2 separate regions of the Homo sapiens genome follow, and region 2 is linked to region 1. A link is an interaction called in ENCODE POLR2A ChIA-PET data of the cell type or tissue named here. Cell type or tissue: Panc1. All regions are shown on one strand. Each heading gives the region's core, and the rest is flanking DNA. Links, peaks and the distances in the headings are about the cores only.

Region 1 (6,103 bases), core at 322-5,321:
GGCCTTCCTCCCAGCAGCACCTTAGAGGCCATTGTTCCCCCTTCCTGGCCACTGGCCGCTCTGTGGGCCCTCCGTTGCTCACCTTTGGCAATCTGAGAACCTGGGGCTATCAAAAGTAGTATCTTGTTAGGAACCCCTAAGCAAGACCAAAGGGTGCTCCTACTCAGCAGTCCTTCTCCCCTGCCCCCCTGCCCTCCACACCTCCCCCGACATCCACACTTCAGTTATGGCAGTGTGGGCATGTCTTAGAGATGGCTAGTCTCCAGAGAAGTGAGGTGATCACTTTTCCAGCCCAGAGAGCTGCCCTGTTTCTTGTGCTGGAGAAGAGTGGAAGAACCCAGAGGTGGCTCATCCTCTCAAACCAAAGTATTGGGAGGATTTTCTGGCTTGTGTCATTCATTCCCTTGAAGAACAATGGGAATCTTTGGGGGAAGAAAGTATCATTATTATTATTTTTAATATGTTATTTCTGTGATGGCTCCTTGCAGAGCAGGGCTAGCCTGTAAGCAATGCACTGAGAGTAGCCGAGAGTGTCCTTAGTTGCCTACTTGCTTTCTACTTTCCAAAATGTGGGCAGTGAAAGAACTGGGGTTAAGCGAGGTGCTGGAAAGGGTGCCTCTTCTGTCCTCTGTTCTAACGCAGCAGTGCTAACAGATGTGAACACTGAGTATGGTTAAGGGCGGTTTGGGACTGGCAGCTCTTGTGTGTGTCATTGATTGGTCTGATTGTCCCTCTAGGGGCAGCAGTATCGCTCATTTGAACTGGCCAAAAATAGGGACCCTGAGAAGGAAGGGAGCTCGGCTTTCCTGAGTGCCTTCGCCGTGCACCCTGTCTCCGAAGGTACCCTCATGTACCGGCTCCACAAACGCTTCAGCGCTCTGGAGTTGGAGCGGGCTTACAGTGAAATAGAACAACTGCAGGTGAGCTGAAGAGGAGCAGGTGGGCAGAGGACCGCAGTCAGAGGGTCAGAGAGAGCCTGAGATGTCCAGGCGTGCAATGAACGAGCAGCTGGCAGTGGGGCTGGGCTAGGCCCTGTATAATGGCAGGGCAGGAAGAGGCCGACCATACTTAAATTTAAAGCAACTACAGGGACAAAGGTCTTTGGGGGTCCAAAGCAATCATAAGGTAAGCTCCCAGCACAACTTGAATGCAGCTAAAGGGGTTTGCAAGTAGACTCTGAGGATCAGGAAGCTCCGCACAGTGTTCAGACAGAATAGTTTTAGCTCCTCCTCAATAGTGCCTGTCCACTGAGGAGGCAAAAACTCTGAAGTTTCTTTACTTCTAGAACTGTCCCAAGAAAGCCCAAGGGTAGAAGGGAGAATTCTCAAGTTGAACGTCAGGCTTGGCAGAGGTGGAGTGTAGATGAAAACAAAGGTGTGATTATGAAGAGGATGTGAGTCCTTTGGGTGTAGGAGAGAAAGGCTGTTGAGCTTCTATTTCAAGATACTTTTACCTGTGCAAAAAGCACATTTTCCACCTCCTTCTCATGGCATTTGTGTAAGGTGAGTATGATTCCTATTCCATCTGCATTTTAGAGGTGAAGAATAACGTACAAGGGATTCAGTGATTAGCAAGGGACCCCTCACTAAGTGTTGATGGAGTTAGGACAGAGCTCAGCTGTTTGAATCTCAGAGCCCAGGCAGCTGGAGCTGGGTAGGATCCTGGAGCTGGCACTAATGTGAGGTGCATTCCCTCCAACCCAGGCTCAGATCCGGAACCTGACCGTGCTGACCCCCGAAGGGGAGGCAGGGCTGAGCTGGCCCGTTGGGCTCCCTGCTCCTTTCACACCACACTCTCGCTTTGAGGTGCTGGGCTGGGACTACTTCACAGAGCAGCACACCTTCTCCTGTGCAGATGGGGCTCCCAAGTGCCCACTACAGGGGGCTAGCAGGGCGGACGTGGGTGATGCGTTGGAGACTGCCCTGGAGCAGCTCAATCGGCGCTATCAGCCCCGCCTGCGCTTCCAGAAGCAGCGACTGCTCAACGGCTATCGGCGCTTCGACCCAGCACGGGGCATGGAGTACACCCTGGACCTGCTGTTGGAATGTGTGACACAGCGTGGGCACCGGCGGGCCCTGGCTCGCAGGGTCAGCCTGCTGCGGCCACTGAGCCGGGTGGAAATCCTACCTATGCCCTATGTCACTGAGGCCACCCGAGTGCAGCTGGTGCTGCCACTCCTGGTGGCTGAAGCTGCTGCAGCCCCGGCTTTCCTCGAGGCCTTTGCAGCCAATGTCCTGGAGCCACGAGAACATGCATTGCTCACCCTGTTGCTGGTCTACGGGCCACGAGAAGGTGGCCGTGGAGCTCCAGACCCATTTCTTGGGGTGAAGGCTGCAGCAGCGGAGTTAGAGCGACGGTACCCTGGGACGAGGCTGGCCTGGCTCGCTGTGCGAGCAGAGGCCCCTTCCCAGGTGCGACTCATGGACGTGGTCTCGAAGAAGCACCCTGTGGACACTCTCTTCTTCCTTACCACCGTGTGGACAAGGCCTGGGCCCGAAGTCCTCAACCGCTGTCGCATGAATGCCATCTCTGGCTGGCAGGCCTTCTTTCCAGTCCATTTCCAGGAGTTCAATCCTGCCCTGTCACCACAGAGATCACCCCCAGGGCCCCCGGGGGCTGGCCCTGACCCCCCCTCCCCTCCTGGTGCTGACCCCTCCCGGGGGGCTCCTATAGGGGGGAGATTTGACCGGCAGGCTTCTGCGGAGGGCTGCTTCTACAACGCTGACTACCTGGCGGCCCGAGCCCGGCTGGCAGGTGAACTGGCAGGCCAGGAAGAGGAGGAAGCCCTGGAGGGGCTGGAGGTGATGGATGTTTTCCTCCGGTTCTCAGGGCTCCACCTCTTTCGGGCCGTAGAGCCAGGGCTGGTGCAGAAGTTCTCCCTGCGAGACTGCAGCCCACGGCTCAGTGAAGAACTCTACCACCGCTGCCGCCTCAGCAACCTGGAGGGGCTAGGGGGCCGTGCCCAGCTGGCTATGGCTCTCTTTGAGCAGGAGCAGGCCAATAGCACTTAGCCCGCCTGGGGGCCCTAACCTCATTACCTTTCCTTTGTCTGCCTCAGCCCCAGGAAGGGCAAGGCAAGATGGTGGACAGATAGAGAATTGTTGCTGTATTTTTTAAATATGAAAATGTTATTAAACATGTCTTCTGCCAAACTGTTTTTAGGTCTAGGGAAAATTGAGTAAGGAGAAGAATCCAAGGGAAGGGAATGGGGAGTCGTCCCGAGGGACCCACTGCCTCCCCACCTTCTTCCCTTCCCCTTCTCTCCCCCTCCCCTCCCCAGTTTCCAATGACCACACGGCTGCTGTCAGATGAATGACTTTTAATCCAGCCCCACACCCCAAGGTGGCAGAGGAGTGATGCTGGAGCCCGGGGCAAAATGCTGGGGCCCGGGACACGGCTGAAAGTTCCGTCGTGCTGCTTATTTTTGGGCTCCTAGGTGTTGCGCACAACCAGCGACTGCTCCAGCTCCTGCCTGCGCTGCTGGATCTTTAGAGGAAGTGAGAACAGGAGCAGGTGTCAGTGTTCTGGTGAGTGATCAGGACAATCCCACCTACTGACACCGCCTGCCCTGAAAGAGCATCTGGGAGCAGGGAGGGCCATTGCATGGTGAGGCAGCGTGGTGAAGCTTTACTGTGGGGAGCTGCGAGGGCTGCCCACAAGCTGAACAGGGAGGTTTCTCTTGGAGTTGAGGATGGGGAAGCCTCAGGGCAAGGGTCCCTGCATACCTTGCAGTAGAAGTAGCGACTGACGGCCTCCTGGGACCAGGGCTGGTGGTAGAACTCAGCCCGGCGCTCCTCTTCAGGGTTGCCGGCTACATCTGTCATCACCTGGGAGGGAGCGTGGGGTGAGCCCTGAGCCCTGAATCCCCTCACCTGCCCCTGGAGTACAACGTTTACTCTCTTTCCCGCTGTGCTTGTCTTCCACTCCAGTACTCCCTGAGTCTCCCTCTTCACCTTGAGGTCCCGGCTCTGGGAGCGGAGCAGGTCTTGGACATAGCCTTTGGGGTCTCTGGAGAAGCTTAGCATGAAGTCCCTCTGGATCTTGAGCTGGTTTATGGACTCAATCGTCTCATGGATCTGCAGGTAGAAAGATAGATGCTTTCCACCTGGCTTTGGTGATGTGGGAGACGAGGGGAAAGGAAGCGGGTGGGAAGGGGAGGGAGAGGGGGTTTCTTCTGTGAAGGACAACCCCTCAGAGCCCCTGATTTCTCTGAAGTCCCAGGGGAGGAGGGGATGGGCAGAACTAAACTTGGAATGAGGTTCAGCTCCAAGCAGCATGGACGGGCCATGTGTGTCCCATTGGCCCAGAGTCTGGTCTCTTTTTTTTTTTTTTTTTTAATTTAACCCAGACTGCTCATCTGCAACCACACCCTGGTCTCAGAAAAGTCTCCTCTATCATCTCTGGGTTAATGTCCCACTCCAGCTCTGGGCTTGGGCCCCACCTTACTGTCCAGAGCACTGATCTCCTGCTGGTTGGCCGTGGATAGGAGGAAGCTGCTCATCTGCCCCTTTAATGGCTCCTCCACCTCCACGTCAATGTCATAGCACGCCGTCTTCTTCTGGTCTGAAGGGTCCACGCTGCCAGGGAAGTCCAGCCCTTCGTGTCCACGATGCCCCCATACGGCCCCAGGGCCCCGGGGCTGGGGCAGATCCAACAGGGAGGGAGAAGAGATGGGAGTGGGAGGAGAGGGAGGGGCAGGGAAGGCAGGAACGAGATCATTCCCTGGTCTGAGAAGCAAGCTGGGGCCACCTCACCTGATGACATGGTTGATGACAATTGGGTCAGGGGGCAATAGCAGGGCTGTGAGGCGCTGGGGAATCTCAGAAAACTTCAGCCGGGGACAATCAAAAATCTGAAGCAGGACAATTGGGGAGAGAGAGATCACTCTTCTTGAAGAGATCATCATGCAGTTGTAGATCCTTTTGTTCTAGAAAGGCCACAAGAAGCTGAGAGGAAGTCTGATTCCTCAGTGCGCATGGGGATGGGATTGGGGTGGGCTGGTCTGGTGGTGGAGCCACCGGTATGGCTGACAAGATAGGGGGTGGGTCAGTGTGGGGCAGGGGTTGAGAGTGCGGGCCCTGGGTCAGCCTGCTTATGTATCAGTCCTGCCTCTGCCACTTACTATGCAACCTGGAGCAAGTTAACACCTCAGGGCTCAGTGTCTTCATCTCTAGAGTGGGGATGAAAAGAATACCTATCTCCCAGGGCTGCCGTGAGAAGTCAGTGAACTAATACACATAAAGTGCTTGGGACAGTGCCTGGCACATGGTAAGTGCCCAATAAATATCAACTGCTATTTTTACTCCTCAGGTTTATCTGCTGTATTTATTTTTAAATGCATTAATAAGAATATTCTCTGTTTTGGTGGAATTTTGCTCAATCACTTTTGCAGCAATTTGATTTTCCTAACTGCCCAGGAGAGTAGATAGGACAGGTATTGTCACTCCACTTCAAAGATAAGGAAACAAGGTTCAGAATCGCTGAGTCACTTACCCAGAGTCCAGACTCAGGACTAGAACCTGGGGATCCTAACTCCAAGTGCCAAGAATATTACATTCCAGAAAGCGGTTGGCTTTGTAGGGTTTCCAGGTCTTCCTAACTTGGGGGGGCTAACATGGATTGGCTGCAGCACAGAGCTAATCCACAGTAGGGCCTGAACTAGAATCCTGGTCGGTCTCTTGGCTCCAAGACCATGACTGTGTACTGCTTCTGCTACTCAGGAATCTAGAAGGGAGGGGTGGTAGTTACCTTGGTAGAGGTACTTCCCCTGCTGGAGAACTCCGCCTGCTCCCCAGATCCCAGGGTTCAGGAGAGAGGTTACCTGCTGGAAATACTTGTCCCCATTGATGTATTCCTTGTCATGGGAGTCCTGCAGCCTGTTGGTCTTCACATACTGCCACAGGGCCTGGACAATGGCTGAGCGGCTCTGTGTGTGCAGCCCCAGCAGCCGGGCTAGGCGGGGATCCAGTTTGAACTGGGGAGGCTGGGAAAAGGGGACTGTGAAAGTTAGACCAAAGGGAGAGAAAGGAAGGAGCCCAGGGCCAGGCCATTCAGGACTAGGGGGATGTGTTGATTGAGGAAACATGCCCCTGGGGAAGGATAG
Region 2 (6,103 bases), core at 545-5,544, 320 kb before region 1:
AGATGGTGAGAAAACAGAAGGATATGAAAAGAAAGCTGGCAAAACCCAGGAAAGAGTAGAATCAAAATTTAAATCATCACAAAAATGAAGACAAAACTGGAAGCAGCACGAGAAAGTACTTCGGAACCCAGAAGGGGGAAACGGATTAGACGGGCGAGCGAAATGAAAGGCAAACAAAGAGAGAAAGTGACAGCTATGAAGGAAGGCAGAGGAGCTGCAACTCCCACAAAATTGGAATGCACGAAGAAGAAACACAGCCACAAAACAAATATTTTAAACAATAATTCATGCACAGTTCCCTAATGAGACAAGGCACTTTTTCATGTTTCTTGGCCATTTGGCTGTCCTATTTTGCAATGTGCTTGTTCTGTTCTTTTACTCATTTATTTTTCTATTGATTCCAGTGCCTTTTTCATGTTGATTTGTAAGGACTCTGTACATTCTGAATAGGAGTCTTTTGTAGGTTATGTGCACTGCACATACCTTCTTCCCCTCTGTGATTCAGCTTTTTTTCCTCTCAGAGATGTTTTGTTTTGTTTTGTTTTTTGTTTTAGGCAGAGTCTCACTTTGTCACCCAGGCTAGAGTGCAGTGGCGTGATCTCGGCTCACTGCGACCTCCACCTCCCGGGTTCAAGCAATTCTCTTGTCTCAGCCTCCGGAGTAGCTGGGATTACAGGCATGCGCCACCTCACCCGGCTAATTTTTGTATTTTTAGTAGAGACGGGGTTTCCCCATGTTGGTCAGGCTAGTCTCAAACTCCTGATCTGAAGTGATCTGCCCGCCTCAGCCTCCCAAAGTGCTGGGATTACAGGCGGGAGCCACCCCACCTGGCCATACAGATGTGTTTTTAATAAACTTCTATTTTCGAATAATTTTAGGTTTACAGAAAAGTTGCAAAGATAATGCAGAGTTCCACATAGGCTTCACCCAGCTTCCCCTAACGTTAACATCTTAAGTTACCACAGTACATTTGTCAACACTGAGGAACTGACAGTGGTGCAATACTATTAATTAAACGAAACACTCTTCACCACTCTTTCCATTCATGTCCTTTTGCTGTTTCGGAATCCAATCCCGGTCACTGCGTTTCACTTCATTGTCATGTCTCCTTAGGTTTCCTCCTCCCGCGTGTGACCATTTCTTAGTCCTTTTTTAGGATCTTGACACCTTTGAAGATTAAGTATTTTGTAGAATGTCCCTCATTTTGGGCTTGTCTGATGTCTTTGGACGATTAGACTGGGCATATGTGTTAGAGGCGAACCACAGACGAGAGGCGCCCTTCTCCTCACTTCATATCTAGGGCACGTGATCTCAGCATGGCTCATCATGGGGAATATTAGCTTTGAGCATTTGGTTAAGGCTTTCCCACTGTAATGTGACTCTTCTGCCTTTTCCATATTCCGTTCTTTGGAAGCAAGTCCCTAAGTCTAGCTCATGCTGAAACTCATATTTCTGGAGGGAGGAGCGTCTACCTACTTTAGAATTCTTCTGTATGGAAGACTTATCCCGTCTTCCCATTTTATTTACATACTCAATCATGTATTTATATCAGTTTGTACTCACAGATATTTATTTTATTCTTTAGTTTATAATTCACTACTATTGTTATTTACTTTGCTGCTCAAATTGTTCCAGCTTTGGCCACTGGAAGCTCGTTCAGGCTGGCTCCTCTATCCTTGTGATATGTCCTTGTCATTGTGGGAATTTGTATGGGTACTCCCTAAAGATGTCTCTTGATAAACAGAAATTCTTCATTTTAGTGTAGTCATATGAACTAATGTTTTCCTTTAGATTTAGTGCTTCTAGTTTCCTGCTATTACTTTCTAAAGGTATTTTTTGTTTTGTCTTTCACAGACAGATTGTGATCAGGAAGCATCACACAGGAGCTTCTAGGGGGCCGGTGAGTTCGATTTCCCAACCTAGATGGTGGTTGTCTGAGTGAATCAAGTATGAAAATATAGGCACACTCACCAGCAAGAAATAGGACATGAGCAGCTAGAAGCGCAGGTGCAGGCTAAAGGAAGAAGAGGAAAGGCACTTGTGGCATAAATGGCAGGGGTATGAAACACAGAATCACAGTGGGCTCTGCTATGCTCCAGCGGCCCAGCTCTCCTTCCTTTTGGAAATTGCCCCTCACACAGCTTTGCATGGTTCAACTACACCACAGAGGAAGAATCACGTGGCACATGCCTGGTCATCCTAGATTAATTCAAGAAGGATGGGCACATGACCCAAGCAGGGCCAATTTTCCATTTGATGCTGCTGATTTAATTTTATTTCTTTTTCTTTAGAGACAGGGCCTCACTCTGTTGCCCAGTCTAGAGTACGGTGGCACTATCATAGCTCACTGCAGCCTCAAAAACTCCTGGGCTCAAGTGATCCTCCTACCTCAGCCTCCTGAGTAGCTGGGACTACACCCAGCTAATTCTGTTTTTTGTTGTTGGCGGGGGTAAAGATGGGGTCTCTTTATGTTGCCTAGGCTGGTCTCAAATGCCTAGGCTCAAGCAATGCTCCCACCTCGGCCTCCCGAAATGTTGGGATTAAAGGTGTGAGCCTCTGCATCCAGCCTGGTTATTTCTATTAAAGAGAAACAGGGCTTCCCTCATGAGAGCTGCATTTGTAAACATCACAACCTGGAGCTACCAGTCGCTTTCTTAAAGCCACAGAAAGATACTGCCAGAGAATGAACCCAACAAGAGTAAAGCAGAGCCAAAGTTGGCGACAGACTGAGCTCTCAGGACATCAGTTGATCATGTAAATCCAGCCTAACCTAAAACCAGTAATATCCTGCCCTTCTATGTTATAGCACCCAACAGATTCCCTTTTAGCATAAGCTAGTTGGAGTTGGGTTTCTGCAACTTCCAACATAAAGTGCCTTGTCTAATAAAAATGTGTTCAGAAGACAGAGAGCAAGGCTTCAGTTAATATGAAGGTAGAGTGAGGGGAAGAAATGAGTTGACCTTGAACTTTACCACCAGTAGAACAATGGTTCATAGGACACACTGGGGAGTGAAAATTTTAGGAAGCTGGGAAAAGAGAAAAAGGCTAAGATAGATGGGGCAGAAGGGAGTAAGAATAAGGATCAGAGGAGAGCAACAGCCTGGGCCTTGTGACATGAGCAGGCCCGTGCCTGGAATGCATCTCCAACAGCCAGCACTTCAGGTGATCTGAGGACATTGCCAGACAGTGGAATCCTGCGAATGTCCCTCCAGCATCTCACTCTTTTGAAGTAAAATCACTTCCTTGGTTAGAAGTAATTTGTATGTAATACTGTCATGGTCAAGAAGACACTTATTAAGAAGCTGAGGCCGGGTGCAGTGGCTCACGCCTGTAATCCCAGCACTTTGGGAGGCCAAGGTGGGCAGATCACCTGAGGTCAGGAGTTCAAGACCAGCCTGGCCAACATGGTGAAAGTCCATCTCTACTAAAAATACAAAATTAGCCGGGCATGATGGGGCACACCTGTAGTCCCAGCTACTCAGGAGGCTGAGGCAGGAGAATTGCTTAGAACCCAGGAGGCTGAGGTTGTAGTGAGCCAAGCTCATGCCACTGCACTCCAGCCTGGGCAAGAGAGGGAGACTTCATCTCAAAAAAAAAGAAGAAGCTGAGCACTTAGTACTAGCAGGATGCAGACCAGACTTGGTGAGGGAAAATCCATAGCGTTGAGCCCAAATCTGGGCCTCTGTCTCTGCTGCCACAGGCATTTTGTACACGGGCCCATTGAGAGATCACTGGGATGGCTGGGGGAAGTGGAGGGGAGGCTGACCAGTGTCCACAGACTGGGTTGCGTTTACTGAGAGCCTCTTCTGGAGTATTCACATGGGACACAAATATCCTCACATGTTCAGGGTTCACCCACCTCCCTCTTCCTCAGGTTGTTCTATCACCAATCATCCATCTGGGTCCCTGCCAAGCCTCTGAGTCTCTGGCCAGATATTTTCCATTGCCCATGAATTACTGTTGAGCTTCACTCCAGCCCATCCATTCTTCCAGGTAAAGTGTGCATGCCCATAGACTAGATCTCAAAACTGATTTAAGTAGGAAGAGAGGCAGCAGTATGGAAGGCATCCATTTTCCACCAACAATTGTGACAACAACATTTCTGCCTGCAGATTGCAATGAACGGCGTTGTGTTTGGGGAGAAACAGGCATAGCCATGGCTTCCTGATCCTGGATTGCAGCTAGTGGGTGATTCTGGTGTCCGCTTCCTGGTTGATGGGAGAGGTAGCAGTTCCCTTGCCAGTTCCTTGCTGGTGTTCTAAGAGTGGGTCTAGAAACAGTCTTCCAATTTGGCAACATTTTTATAGGCACTTAATTCTCTGTATTAAATCCTTTTCTGATTTAAACGGCTAGAGTTAGTTCTATTGTCTGCAAGTCAAGTCTGCCTGATACCCCTGTTACAGAAAGGAATAGAAGGAAAGTAGACTAGACAGATCTCGTTACCAGAGGAAAAGGAGAATTAAAGAGAAGGCCAGTAGGAGAGAAGGACGTATGAAAAGATACGCAGAAATAGAAAGATGCATGCAGGGACAGATGCAAGTGCAAAAATGACTCAAATTGCTATTCATTAAGACCCAAGAGGATGCTCCACATAAAGGTAAAAGGCCTTGCTGGGGACAATGGCCCATGGTTGAGAGATGACCAGTTGGTAATACGAAATTGGGAGGCTGACTTGCGAGGCTGGTGGGAAGTTGGTATGACGTTAGCAGAGAATGAGTGGAAAGTTGTTGAGAATGGTGGAGGATAGTGTGCAATACACTGGATAACTGTGACCTTGGGGGAATAAACAGCTAACTCTATCTTACCTTGGGCCTCAAATATCACAACTTCAGTGTGTGTCCAGTAGAATTAAAGTTCCTGGAGAAGCTGCTCAAATCTTTTAAAAATGATACAGAAAGACAAAGAGCATAATAATCGTTCATAGGACCATGCCAACTAGCTAAGAGACTGCTCCATATTCATTGTGAAGCAGCTACTAATGTTCTGAAGACATAAAACACTGTCCAGAAATAGTGAGTTGGAATAGGATTGCTGCTGTTGTTCATTGTCATTGTCGTTGTTGTCGTTGTTGTTAAAATACACTGATGAGGTGTAGGCTTGGTGGTAGAACAAGGGTGGCATGTGTGATTATGAGAATTCTATTTATAAGTCAGAAAAGTTCCCTTGGGATATTTCTAGACTGCCAAGAATTTGGCAGGTGCCCATCAAGAACTAGGACCCTGAACCATGTACATCCAATTAATTAAATAACCAATGCATCCACCTAGACTGGTGAATGTGACTGATTTACTTTGAGCTGCCAAGTATGTGCCTGTAGGCAATGGAATAATGACCCCAGACAGAGAAAATTTATAGCTCTTGGCACCTATTCTGACTCATTTCCTTCTTAGCCTACAGGAGGGTTTCAGGCTTCTAAAAAGAAACTCATTAATAGGGATTCAGTGGTCATCTTGCTGATGCCAGAGGTTGGAAGAGCTGGGTCTAGGTCTCCTGACTCTTTTTCTGGAATATGTTTATTTCTCTTTATCTAGGAAGTCCCCCTATTATATAATTACCTAACCTAAGACCCCTGTACTGAGTTAAATCATGTCCCCCAAAATCCATGTCCACCTGGTCCCTGTGGACGTGGCTTTCTTTAGAAATAAGGCCTTTGCAGATGTCATCAAGATGCCAAGAATTGCTGGCAACCACCAGAAGCTGAGAGAGGCAAGAAGACTCCTCCCTGGACCCTTCAGAGGGAGCATAGCCTGCCAACACTTTCAACTCCTGTCTTCCAGAACTGCCAGAAAGTCTGTTTCTGCCATTTAAAACTACCAGGTTTGTGGCATTTTGTTATAGCAGCCCTAGAAAACTTAATTCAACCCTGAAATCTTTATTATGTTTATTCAGTCTGTGCCCTTTGGACACATTGCCCTAAATAGGACATTTCCAGCACATAGGATACAGTAGTTAACTAGCATTTCATTAACGTCACCAGGTATATATTACACTTAAAATTTCTTAATAATTTCAATTAATAAACAGGACCAGATATGGATATTAATGGCCCACAATTGCTTGTTTGTTTAATATCCTCAAATCAATGCTGGGCCTGGTGGCTCAC

What was found. ChIA-PET counts read pairs that join two places held together with the same protein. Peaks named below come from ENCODE experiments on the same cell type or tissue, not always from the same donor. Only the 100,000 strongest peaks of a DNase experiment are listed, where the experiment ranks them.
Region 2: POLR2A ChIA-PET joins it to region 1 with 16 read pairs; 2 of 35 experiments call an interaction of 5 or more read pairs at or near these places.

What each region holds. Positions count from the first base shown.
Region 1 is chr7:151,235,671-151,241,773 of GRCh38, forward strand. CHPF2 (chondroitin polymerizing factor 2) reads left to right here. Exons shown (of 4, transcript NM_019015.3): 3 at 738-920; 4 at 1,704-3,152. The coding sequence ends at 3,011. It overlaps SMARCD3 (SWI/SNF related BAF chromatin remodeling complex subunit D3), which reads right to left. Exons shown (of 13, transcript NM_001003801.2): 8 at 5,822-5,983; 9 at 4,755-4,852; 10 at 4,442-4,577; 11 at 3,954-4,076; 12 at 3,726-3,827; 13 at 3,110-3,486. The coding sequence ends at 3,433. MIR671 (microRNA 671) reads left to right here and starts at 2,751; the gene lies at 2,751-2,868. It overlaps LOC124901779 (a long non-coding RNA gene), which reads left to right and starts at 3,991. Exons shown (of 2, transcript XR_007060596.1): 1 at 3,991-4,082; 2 at 4,349-5,309. RefSeq lists enhancers at 1-181, 3,881-5,080, 5,837-6,103. In Panc1, for the core only: no CTCF peak of the experiment used is centred there; no DNase peak of the experiment used is centred there.
Region 2 is chr7:150,918,095-150,924,197 of GRCh38, forward strand. No RefSeq gene overlaps it. Among named protein-coding and RNA genes, the nearest start is that of KCNH2, 57 kb to the right of the region's middle. In Panc1, for the core only: no CTCF peak of the experiment used is centred there; no DNase peak of the experiment used is centred there; H3K27me3 peaks cover 1,364 bases.